Linked DNA regions of Homo sapiens: regions 2, 3 and 4 are each linked to region 1. A link is a contact called in ENCODE Hi-C or POLR2A ChIA-PET data. All regions are on one chromosome and are shown on one strand. Each heading gives the region's core, a stretch centred on a gene start or an enhancer-like site at or near the end of the contact. The rest is flanking DNA. Distances are from core to core; before and after follow the strand shown. Region 1 holds the start of CBSLR (CBS mRNA stabilizing lncRNA). Region 2 holds the start of SMG7-AS1 (SMG7 antisense RNA 1). Region 3 holds the start of NCF2 (neutrophil cytosolic factor 2). Region 4 holds the start of TSEN15 (tRNA splicing endonuclease subunit 15).

Region 1 (2,766 bases), core at 108-2,607:
TAATCAGAGACACTTAACCAAAAGCGTGGAGGGACGGAAAAAGAGCAAATCTTGCCACTGATTTCTTTCATAAAAAAGAAAGAGCGTCCCAGGCCTTCCTCCTCGCGCAGCCAGGCCGGCGCCCACTCCGCAGGCTGCGAGGCGAGGCCCCCAGCACCCGCACACCCCCGCCCCGGATTGGCCAGCCCCGCAGTCACTCAGTACCGACACGTCAGGGCAGCCGCTCCCTCCCTCCTCCCGCCCCCTTCTCCCCGCGCTTGGCAAGAAAAGCGGGCAACGTGGAGCGGGAACAAAGGACCCCGCGGCCCACGGCGATCGGGGACTCCGTGCCACCCTACTCCAGGCCCGGGGCTGGCTGCCCGCCCACACGAGCCGAGTCTCGAGAGCTCTTCCAGAAGAGAATCCCAAACCCCAGGCAAACCCGAGGCGAGGCGTCCGTTCCTGACAGCAAGAACGGGGAGTCCCGCGCCCTCCTTCCGGCGGGTCATCCCCGCCCGCGGCGCCCTAACCCAGGCCCCCCAAAACCCTTCGAACAAAAAACTCTTGTTCCTCCCAGCCTGCCTCACCCGCGCCAGTGTAGCAAAGGGGCTCCAGCCTCCGCGCTCTCCGAGGCGACCGGCGCCCGCTCTCGGCCGCCAACGCAACTTGGCAACCATGGCAGCGCTGGAGCGCGGGCCCAGCGCGGCGCGGGCTTCACGTCCCAGAGGGCGGCGGCGGCCGCTTGGGGCTGCCTCCCCTGATGAGGACACCGCTTCCGCGCCTCCCACCCTCTTCCCATCCGCCGGCGCCATCCCTTCTTCTCGGATTCTAGCCGCGCCGTCTCCCTCATCTGTCGTTCGTAGAACCAGCGCGTATTACCTGGTTCATCTCTGAAGAGATGGAAACATTCATTTCTAGAGCTTCGATGGGAAGCAGGAGGAAGCGGGCGGGAATCGGCCCAACGGAAAGCGCCAGAAGGCGGCGGAAGACGGGAGCGGTCAAGTAGAAGGACGAGGGGCCAGTCCGTGGAGACTGAAAGGAAGGGGGAGCGCCACCGAGAACTCGCGGGAACTCGCTCGCTCGCCGATACAGCCGCGCCGAAGCAGCAGGCGGAGAAACTGCGCCCAGCAGCTCTGAGCGACCGACCTCCACGCGCGACCGGGAGACACTGCCTCCGCCGCCGCCGACCGCTCGCGCCGCACCCCCTCGCACGTCACCACGTGCGCTGCCGCCGCCGACGCCTCCCAGCCCGCTTCCGTCTCGAATCCATCTGCAAATCACAGGCGAGCTCCATAAAGATCCCACTCTAAGCCCCGCCCCACCCGCGGCCCCGCCCACATCCCGCCCCGCCTTCCTCCCTGGTCTACTGGGGTTCCTTCCTTCTCGGTGTAACTAGGTCAGCGCAAGGTGATCCTGAGGAGATAGGCGGCGCTCGGGGGGCGCCCTCGTTCCTCTTATCGCGCCTTTGTCCCTCCCTCCGTTCCTTGCCCCGCACCCTCACTTTCGCCGCCCTGTGCGTTGCCTGTCCCGGAACTGGTTCCCTCAAGCCGCCCTCACCTGTTCTGACTTCCCCTCGAGGCACAATAGCCTGAGAGATCAGACGTGGGAGATTAGATTGCTCGGCGTCAGACCTACTTCTAGGCAACCCCCCCTAGACTGGAGCTGCTCGTCGTGGACATTAGGATCTAGTTGGGCATGAGCCCTTAACTTAAGGGTCGGGGGGGAAGTGGCGGGTGCGGAGAGGAGGCGTGGAGAGTGTGAGGAAGAAGAGAGGCACTCTGAGAAGAAGTCGAACAACTAACCCCTCATTTGGCCTGGTTTGGGTGAGAAGATTGAGTCACTTGGGGAAAAAAATATTGGAGAAGTCAGAGAAGGTGTAAATCAGTGGTGCCACAAACACCAGTTTACTTCCACTTTTCACCCCCCGGGTCTGTTTTGTCTGCGTGCAGCTCTCCTCGTGTCGGAGACGCTGAGTCAGTTCTCTACTGGTCTTGCCCTCTTCCGGAAAAAGAAAACACACCTGAGAAGTGGTAGTTCCTATCCTAACCTACTGGGGCCCTTTATACCAGGTGCCAAACTTCATTATCCACCCCACCACCTTGCCCGGGAGGGAGATCTGTGAAAGCGAAACGTGATTTAAGCTGGGATCTGGCAGCAACTTCGTGGACTCTGAAGGGCACGTGGGAAAGGAGTTTTGATTGAAGGTGAGGGATTTAGTGAGGTAAAATTATATCCAAATTAGAGTTTGGTAAAGGCTTCCAGGTTAATGTCCTGTTAACGCTTATCCTGATTTGTGGAGGACACTTAAGCTGTCTAGGCCTAACCTTGTGTTTGATCACTCACCTTAATTTGTAGACATTCTAGGAGCTCTTTGTCAATGCCTCTTACCATTTTTATCATTAACTATTTATGCTTATAGAAGCAGGAAAAATAAATTGTGGGAGCCTTCATCTGCAATAGGTTTACAACTTTTTTTCTAAAATCTTGAGGCAAGGAGACTTATTCCCCCGCCCCTTTTTTTCTCACAGATTTCTTGTATGTCTCCCTCGCCCCGCCCGCACCCCGTCCCCCCGCCCCCGGACAATTAATTGTAGGAGGAAACAAGAACTAAGATGTCTATTCGAGTGATTTTTTATATCTTTCTTAAGGAGAAAAAGACTGACATTTGACACTGTGCTCTTGTTTTGTCTTGCTGATAATAACTGACAGCAATGTTTACTTTTCTTACAAATGAAACTATCAGGGTACGTACTTTTAAGCTCTTTAATACAATGGGTTTCATCCTTC
Region 2 (2,766 bases), core at 145-2,644, 1.8 Mb before region 1:
ACCAAATCAAAATAGCCCATTAAAATCCTTATTTTAACTATCCTATGAGGGCTGCATTCTTGGAAGGTTTTATATAGTTACATATCCTAAAGTACTTTGGGATAGCTCCTTAAGTGACTCCACAATACGAACCGAAAATATAACTTGTAAAACGTCAATTTCTTCAAGTCATGGATGATGAATTTTCCAGCTATTTCTCATACACTTCATATTATTATTGACTTCGTTCTTTATTTCAGCTTTTTGGCCCGAAACCTGACACAAAACACACATAATAAATATCCAAAAAGATTTGTTCTAAGAATGAAACTTCTTTTCCTAGACTCCTTTCACCAGACAGATGTATCTAGGGTTCGTTCTTCTTGATCCTCTTTTATCCGATGTTTTCCTCTCTAACTCAACGACACAGAATGACGACTTTTAAAACACTGCAGACCCGTGAGAAGAGAAAGGTTGCAGAGCAGGGAGGAACTTGGAGGTCTGCCTTTAATAATCAAGCAGGATCCCCACTGCGGGGTGCCTATCAGAGTGATGGCGCTAGTCAGCCTTCCGGCTTGTCCCCGGCTTAAATGATAGAAAACCACGTGTTAGCCTTCTAGGATGTGTTCCCACCCTCACCCTGGCCTCCTCGCGGCAGGCTCGCGACAGCTAGGTCAGGAGGGAGTACGCGGGTGGGGTGGATTTGGGGGAGGGGTCGACTCGCCAGAAGTCGGCTATCCCCGTCGGCAGGGAAGGCATCGCGGCTGTCGTGTGCCGCTCTCCTCCCTCAGGGACCCCGTCCAGGCGGGATCCCGCCTCCCAGAGCCCAAGGCAGTTGTGGGGAAACCCCTTGCCCTTCCTCGCCGCTTGGCGCTGTCGCCTCGCCCTCCCGACTCCAGCCCGCCGCCCGCCAGCCTCCAGGCCATGCATCCTCTTCGCAGGCCCAGCCCTCTCCACGCCCGGCTCTGAGAGGAAACTACGGAGGTGGTTCCCGCTCGCAGGCGGGTGGAAAAGCCCATGGTGAATGCCTCGGGGTGTCCCCCCAGTTGCTGTGGGAAGTGGGAAGGGAGGAGGAAGTGGACTTCACCACCGGGGAGAACTATATCGATTCCTAACTTGGGGGAGGCCTTTAGATGGAAGGGAAGCCAACGGGGAACCCTGGGTGGTTTCCTGGGAATCCATTGGCCAAGGGGAGGGTGACCCTGTCCGCACACATCGGTTACTATGACAATATAACCACAGCCTCCAGTTGCCATGGCAGCTGCCTATCCAATCCGATTGTCTTCTCTTCCTCTCCGGGCCCCACCTTATCCCCTCCAAGAGTCTCCCAGCGTGCATGGGGAGGGGCTGCAGCGAAGAGGAGAGGGGGTCCTTCGAGTCACTCTCTACGCGCGAGGGAAGACAGGCGTTGAGGGACTGCTGGGAGGAACTGTAGGAGGAAGGGGCGGCGTTTCCGGTGGGGAAGAGTGGAGGCGTGCAAAAAGGAAGAGGGAAATCGGCAGGAGTGATAAGAAGGGGGAAGACTTTGAGTGTAACTCCCGTTCTTTTGGCCTGGGTGTTCCCGGTGGTGGGATTGGGATTGCCCCCTTGCGCGGGAGGAGAAGGGTGGATTGGCAGGAAGCCGCCAAGCGCCACCAGCCGGTCTCTCAGAAGCCGCACAGGCGCCACACAGCTCGTTGATCCCAAAAGGGAGCGCTACAGAGAGGCGGAAATCACTGAGGGACAGGCGCTGCTGAAATCTCGCGAGAGGGACCCCCTCCCTCGCCCGGTCGCCGACTTCCTCTGCTTCTCCTCTTTCCCCCGCCCCTCCTCCCTCCCCCTCCCCCCCGGGTCGGAGTGTCCCTGCGCCCCACGGGCCAGAGCAGCAGCGAGAGCAGCTTTCCCCACTCCCTCCCCCTCGCCTCATTCACCCCCACCCCCCTGCCGAGCGAGGAGGAGCCGGAGGAGAGGAAGATGGCGGCGGCCGCCAGCACCCGCGGTGCCGCGGGGCCGCTCCGAGGAGCCTGAGAGACCCACGGAGGCTTCGCGGGAAGACGCGGCGGCGGCGGCGGAGGATGAGCCTGCAGAGCGCGCAGTACCTCCGGTGAGTGCCGAGGCCGGGCTGGTACGTAGGGGGAGCGGGCCGCAGGTTGGGGCATGGAGCAACAGACACCGAGGTAAGTCCGGGGTGGCGGGGGAGTTGCTGCGTCCTCTCCTCGCCGGGCAGGTCGGCGGAGACTGCAAGGGGATCTGCGGGAGGGGGCGGAACGGGTATGGGTGCCTAGCCCCTACCGCCCGGGCTGAGCTCTGGCGAAGCCGGCTCGTCCCGGTGCGAGGAGGGAGGTTGGGGAAGCGTGAGAATGTGCGCGCGCGCCCTTGGTCTCGGGTTTGCTAGCGAGGGGTGGAGAGAAACGTCCGGGGAGGCGGCGGCGACCCCGAGTGGAGGTGGGTGTGGAGGAGTCTGATCCCCGTGGCAGGGGACTCGTGGTGTGGCGTGGGATTGGTTGGAGCGATGCATGAGTAGAGGACGGGGAGGAAGTCTGCACACCTGGGGTGTTGGGGCGGGGGAACCGCGGAGGGCAGACAGGGGGAGAGGGAGACCGCAGGAAACTGGAGCTTGTTCTTCATTCTCGGGTTGGGAGTATTGAGGAATAATGTCATCTGTAGTTAGTTGGCGGTGTGGGGAGGCGTGAAGGGGAATAGATGGGGAAGTGAGGAAAGAGGGAGGCACTGTGGACAAGGTTGGGTTTTTCAGAAGAAACTGGGTTAGAATCAGTGTAGTCGGAAGATACCATTCTGAGAGTCGTG
Region 3 (2,766 bases), core at 159-2,658, 1.7 Mb before region 1:
AGGTGGGGGGTCCTGCCATGCTCTGCCTTAGAGCCTGAGATTGACTTGTCAAGCTATGTGAGAACATTTCAGTCACTTCTCTGTCTTCCTGTCAGGAGGGTGTGGCTGAGGCTTGTTTACCTACTGTTGGAGTGTGGAAGGGACTGATTCTTTAAGGGACCTGGGGAGTCAACCACTGCCACACCTTGCAAAGACTGGCAGTAATCGGTAAAAATAATAACTAACTCTTATACAGTGGTGTGAAGTTCCACGAGACATTAATAGTTTGGCATCTCACTTAATTTTCATGATATTTAGAAACTCAGGAAGCTGAAAGCCAGATGTCTACATAGGCTACATAGCTTGCTTAAGACTAAAAGTCCAGAGAGAGACAGAGGCTAGGATTCGATCCTAGATCTTCTCCTTCCAAACTCCATACCCTTTCCACCTTACCACAACCAATCAAAAAAATAATTATCGAGAATGCTTAACTCCATACTATGGTATTTGAGTGAGAAAACATAACGAAAAAGATGCGAGACATCCCACACCATGCCCCCAGCAGACATCACTAGTCAATCACAGTACAATTTCCTCTTGCCAGCCTCAGCATCTTTAAAAGAGTCTCCTTTATAATTGATCAGAATTGTCACTTGGGATAAAAGCTATTTTTTGTAAGTGCCTCCCTTAAATCTCTTGAGCAGGCAAAGTCGACACACATGAAAGTCTTGGAAAGCCAAAAGAGGTGCCTTAGAATCAATAATCAGGTGTAAAGCGCTGGGATAGATAGAGATTCTGTGCCCAGAAGGAGTTCTGTGTAGAAGAAAGTACGACTAGGACAGCCTTCACAAAGGTGTTAAAGACACTTGTAGAATGATTTTAATTTAGAAGATGGAGAAAGAGGCAACCCTGGCTGCCCCTCACCTGCTCTCCACCTGGAGAGCTTTTAAAACTGGCTGCCTGGGGCCCCTCCCAGACCAGTTAAATCAGGCTGTCTAGGGGTGGAGCTTGGGCAACTTTTGTTCTTTTCAATCTCCCCAGAGGTTAGGTTTCCGAAATGCAATGGGGTTGAGAATCATAATAACAAATGCACAGAGGAGGCCCGGAAAGAGGCACCTCCACTCACCTTCTCTGCTTCAGTCATGTTCTTCAGGATAGTGTACATGCAGCCAATGTTGAAGCAAATCCGGGAGTGGGGGTCCTGGACGGCACTGAAGGCATCCAGGGCTCCCTTCCAGTCCTTCTTGTCCGCTGCCAGCACCCCTTCATTCCAGAGGCTGATGGCCTCCACCAGGGACATGATTAGGTAGAAACTAGGAGGCCAAGAGAGCTGCCAGGAGACAGAGAGAAGACAGGTTGGAGCGTCTCCCCTAGCAGGGCTGCCTTAGTGGCCCCCAAGGTGTTCACTTTCTGGGCCAGATGAGTAGAATGGGGCCCAGCCTCCCTTAAGATAACTTCTCAGTGTTGCAAATGCATCAGGAAATGTCCCCACCTTTTGGCAACTGACTCATAACCCTACCATGAGAGAGAAAAGGAAAGAAGCAGAGAGAGAGAGGGCGAGTAGGGGTGGAGTGTGGAGGAGAGAGGAAGTACATCAGCTGCTGCCTGAAGGATCAGTTCCCCAAAATGCTTCTGCTCTGTCACCCAGCTCCTCTTCTCTCTCCCACCCCTGTTCTGTGGCAGCTTCTGGCCAAAGTTCTGCTTCTAGAGCCAGGGTAACCTTGGCAGGTAGAGGCACCTCCCTGGTGATAATGACAGGAGGCAGCCAAATGCCTAGGCAGATAGGGGCAGGTCCCTGGTGAAACCCCACCTTCAAGCCAAAAACAGCCTGAAGGCTGAAAGACTAGGCTACTGGTCCCAAATGAAACCCGTGACCTAGAGTGAGAACTTCTGTTCCTGTTTGTCTGCTCTTTCCCAATTAATTATTTCTGACTAATGCCTTTTAACCAATTGAATGTTGCCTTTTCCAGTACTACCTATGTCCTGCCCCTCCCCTATTCTGAGCCCATAAAAGCCCCAGACTCACCCGCACTGGGGGGACTTTCCTGCCTTTGGGTAGGGGAACCACCCCTGCATCCCCTCTCCACTGAAAGCTGTTTTCATCACTCAATAAAACTCCCCACCCAGGCCGAGTGGGCAGGCCATCTCCTGCAGCAGGTAGTGTGGCCCACTGAGGCCTGGGCAGGGTGTCACCAGCCAGAGGTTCCTGGCTTACAAAGTGATGGAGAAAAAATCCTGTGTCACTGGGCCTTGATTTCCACACCCTTGTTAAATGGGAGTGTCAGATGAGAGGATAATTCTTTCCAGTCTTGAATGAATTCCTTGCTCACTTTTTTGTAATCCCATAGGCTGTATTAATATGTTAGTGTTTATCTTGAGCTGAAATTATCATTAACAAATTTTTGAGACAGGATAATCTTTGGAGATCCATCTGATCTGGGCCTGAAATAACTTTTTTTTTTTTTTTTTTGAGACGGAGTTTCACTCTTGTTGCCCAGGCTGGAATGCAGTGACACGATCTCAGCTCATTGCAACCTCTGCCTCCTGGGTTCAAGCAATTCTCCTGCCTCAGCCTCCTGAGTAGCTGGGATTACAGAAGCCTGCCACCACGCCCTGCTAATTTTTGTATTTTTAGTAGAGATGGGGTTTCACCATGTTGGCCAGGCTGATGGTCTCGAACTCCTGACCTCAGGTGATTCGGCCTCCTCGGCCTCCCCTCAAAGTGCTGGGATTACAGGAGTGAGCCACCGTGCCCAGCCGAAATAACTTTTATGAACATTCATGAAG
Region 4 (2,766 bases), core at 166-2,665, 1.3 Mb before region 1:
TAGTTTTGGATAGTACTCTGGACTTTGTGAGTGTTAAGTGGAGAGTCTGGATTCTATTATTCTTCTCTGATGAGTGTTATTTCCTTTGTATTAGTAGGTAATTTTCCCGGCTAGATTTTAACTGAAAACTCTCTCCCTTTTGGAGACAGCTCTGGTCTCAGTTCAGATCTTTTGTTTTTAACTGAGCTGCTGTGATTCTGTTTTGGGTGGTTCAGGATCTCTCAGAGATGTGGGTTGACAGTTTGGGGATCCACTCTCTGACTCCTTCCTTGGGATTTCTTAATCTCTTCAGAATTCAAAATTTTCTGTCTTCACTTTTCTGCTTCCCCAGACAAGAATAACTGATAAGTTTTATACATGCATCCCTGGTACTGCTGAGCCTGACTTCTGGACTGCACTTTGCCCCAAGCTAAATGCCAAAGAGAGGAGAATTTTCTTGTGGAGTTCTTGATCTTCAAGCAAGCTTGCCCTTCCTACCAGTCTGCTGTTCACATTCCAGTATATTCAGCTTTTTGTATTGTGTCCAAGTGTAGTTCCTGATCTTCAAGCAAGCTTGCCCTTCCTACCAGTCCACTATTCACATTCCAGTATATTCAGCTTTTTGCATTGTGTCCAAATTGTTTTCTGCTGGGGGATGGTCCACTAGGGTCTTAGTCTATCATGGTTGAAAACAGAAGTTATGTCCTGCCTGGGACTTTGGATTTTGAGTCACCCTTGTCCTGGTCAATGCGATAGCCTCCTAACCAGTCTCTGTTTGTGTCCTTGCTCCCTCCAGTCTATCCTCAACATATCAGTCAGAGTGATCCTATGAAAACGTCCAGGAGCCTCCAATAGCTTCCCATTTCACTCACAGTAAATTAAAAAATACTTAAAATGTGCTACTCTGCCTGTTTGAAACTCCTCATCCTTGGCTTCCAGATCACATGCTTATGCTAGTTTGTATCCTACCTTTCTGAACACTCGTTCAGCAACTCGTGTTTCCTCTAATCCTGAAACGTGGGTCCACCCTGAAAGTATGGTTCTACTTTAAAGTTCTATGTCAGGGCACTGAGTAAGGCCTTTCCCGTCCCCAGCAATCAGAAACCAGGACCCCACTGCTGAAGGCAAAGAGGACGTATGTATCCCCCAACTTTCTCAGAGAGTTATCGGCAGCACTGACTTAAAGAGGATTAAGAGCTTCAGGGCGCAGGCTACTCTTTAATATTTTTCACGTTAGAATTTGCTCAGATTTGAATAAACGCAGAGCGAAACTAGAGAGCGTTCGCGCAGGTTCTAGCTACCTTGGTCAGAAGGAGGGGCTGATGCAACTTTCCTCCCAGTTTCTGAGCCCTCTCGCACTGCAGCTGCGAGCCTCGGGGAAGCGGAACCCACAGGCGCGCGCGCCGCTGCTTCTGGCCGGGCGCGGGTCGTGGTGCACCACGGGAGCGCCGCACCGGCCGGCATGGAGGAGCGCGGCGATTCCGAGCCGACCCCCGGCTGCAGCGGCCTGGGTCCGGGCGGTGTTCGCGGCTTTGGCGACGGCGGTGGAGCTCCTTCGTGGGCCCCTGAGGACGCCTGGATGGGCACTCACCCTAAGGTCAGGAGGCGCGAGAGGAGCAGGGCGCCGTCCAGGCCCCTAACCCAGGCAGAACACTCCCAGGCAGCTCTCTTTCTTTCTTCCTCAGTGGGAGACTGAGGACGCGCGCCACCCTCACCGAGGGGGACCGGTGTGCACAACTGCCAGCCTCAGGCAGCATCGGTTTTGTTTGTTTAAACAAGTTGCACTATCTCAATCCCCCAGCCAAAGCCATTTTGGAACTGAGAGCCAGACAGTAACTCCGCCCCTCTCAAGCCGGAGATCCCTAATAAGCGCTCCACTAGTTTTGCTGTCTAGGTAAATCCCCTTTGGGGGATAAATTTATTTAATCCTCACGGTAACCATGCAAGACAATTTGTGGGCGATGGATAAGATCTAGGGGTCCATAGTGATAAAGATTTAAGCACAGTCACGTTTACACTTAGCCTTGGGCCCAGAATGCATCTTTATTTTGAAAAGGTGCAGATTCCTAATATTTCAGATTTCTTCGAAAGTTTGAATAGGTTCTTGCTCAAAGCAGAGCTACTCACATTTTGCGTGTATTTTTCTAGATTAGCAGCAGGCGAGATCAAGATAGTCCTCTGCTTACTTCTGCTTGAGACATTACTGCCTTGTACAAGTACGGTTCCAAGCAGTGAATAGACAGTGAATGGAGATGTGGGTTTTGTAAGAATCTCAAAAACTAGTCTCTACGGTACTTTAACAGAATTGCACTCTTCTGCTAGAGAGCAATAATTCATAATCATCTAAAAACAGCCAAGAAAAAATTTGAAGGTATAAGTTTGAAGAGTTAACCTTTTTCAGCTTCTCTTGCTTAATTTTATCTTCCTACTCTGTCCCCTTCATCCTCCCAAAAGGTGAGAAAAAGAAACAATAGCATGGAAATATTATTTAGTGCCCTTTTAGGGAAACAATAGCATGGAGAGGCAGCATATTGGTTAGGCGCATGAACTCAAAATCAGACTCAGTTTAAATCCTGATTCTGTCACTTATCAACCTTGTGATTTGGGACAAGTTGCTTGATCTTATTATGCCTTAGTTTCCTCACCTGAAAAATGGGGATATTAATAGTCCATACTTACTTATACGGTTGTTACAGGATTAAATTAATGAATATTTGTAAGCCATTCAACATACAGAAAGCACTATATAAGTACTTAATAAGCGAAACACCAGTAACAACTTTTTAA

The links. A loop is a pair of places that touch in the nucleus more often than their neighbours do. ChIA-PET counts read pairs that join two places held with the same protein, here RNA polymerase II (POLR2A). Pooled maps may share reads with other maps.
Region 2: a map of CD8-positive, alpha-beta T cell shows a loop between it and region 1 (22-fold over the local background). The contact joins the promoter of SMG7-AS1 here to the promoter of CBSLR in region 1. A Hi-C loop is called at or near these places in 5 of 168 maps with a recorded cell type or tissue (CD4-positive, alpha-beta memory T cell, CD8-positive, alpha-beta T cell, ascending aorta and 1 more), 5 of 37 single-sample maps with no recorded cell type and 16 of 50 pooled maps.
Region 3: a loop to region 1 is called in a map of B cell, with 12 times the contacts of the local background. The contact joins the promoter of NCF2 here to the promoter of CBSLR in region 1. A Hi-C loop is called at or near these places in 1 of 168 maps with a recorded cell type or tissue (B cell), 1 of 37 single-sample maps with no recorded cell type and 2 of 50 pooled maps.
Region 4: a loop to region 1 is called in a map of OCI-LY7, with 4 times the contacts of the local background. The contact joins the promoter of TSEN15 here to the promoter of CBSLR in region 1. A Hi-C loop is called at or near these places in 3 of 168 maps with a recorded cell type or tissue (OCI-LY7 and naive thymus-derived CD4-positive, alpha-beta T cell), 4 of 37 single-sample maps with no recorded cell type and 12 of 50 pooled maps. POLR2A ChIA-PET finds 5 or more read pairs at or near these places in 2 of 52 experiments (activated B cell and activated naive CD4-positive, alpha-beta T cell).

The regions. Positions count from the first base shown.
Region 1 is chr1:185,316,095-185,318,860 of GRCh38, forward strand. CBSLR (CBS mRNA stabilizing lncRNA) reads left to right here and starts at 1,358. Exons shown (of 4, transcript XR_007066771.1): 1 at 1,358-2,183. IVNS1ABP (influenza virus NS1A binding protein) reads right to left here and starts at 1,149. Exons shown (of 15, transcript NM_006469.5): 1 at 859-1,149. RefSeq lists enhancers at 475-1,088, 1,738-1,837, 2,088-2,167 and silencers at 578-637, 1,098-1,407.
Region 2 is chr1:183,470,588-183,473,353 of GRCh38, forward strand. SMG7-AS1 (SMG7 antisense RNA 1) reads right to left here and starts at 1,395. Exons shown (of 5, transcript NR_040063.1): 1 at 133-1,395. It overlaps SMG7 (SMG7 nonsense mediated mRNA decay factor), which reads left to right and starts at 1,912. Exons shown (of 23, transcript NM_001375584.1): 1 at 1,912-2,062. The coding sequence starts at 2,034. RefSeq lists an enhancer at 963-1,594 and a silencer at 1,750-1,899.
Region 3 is chr1:183,589,051-183,591,816 of GRCh38, forward strand. It overlaps NCF2 (neutrophil cytosolic factor 2), which reads right to left and starts at 1,409. Exons shown (of 15, transcript NM_000433.4): 1 at 1,106-1,409. The coding sequence starts at 1,279. RefSeq lists enhancers at 1,429-1,688, 1,799-2,138.
Region 4 is chr1:184,050,315-184,053,080 of GRCh38, forward strand. TSEN15 (tRNA splicing endonuclease subunit 15) reads left to right here and starts at 1,416. Exons shown (of 5, transcript NM_052965.4): 1 at 1,416-1,576. The coding sequence starts at 1,442. RefSeq lists enhancers at 335-1,270, 1,023-1,132, 1,193-1,322, 1,201-1,495.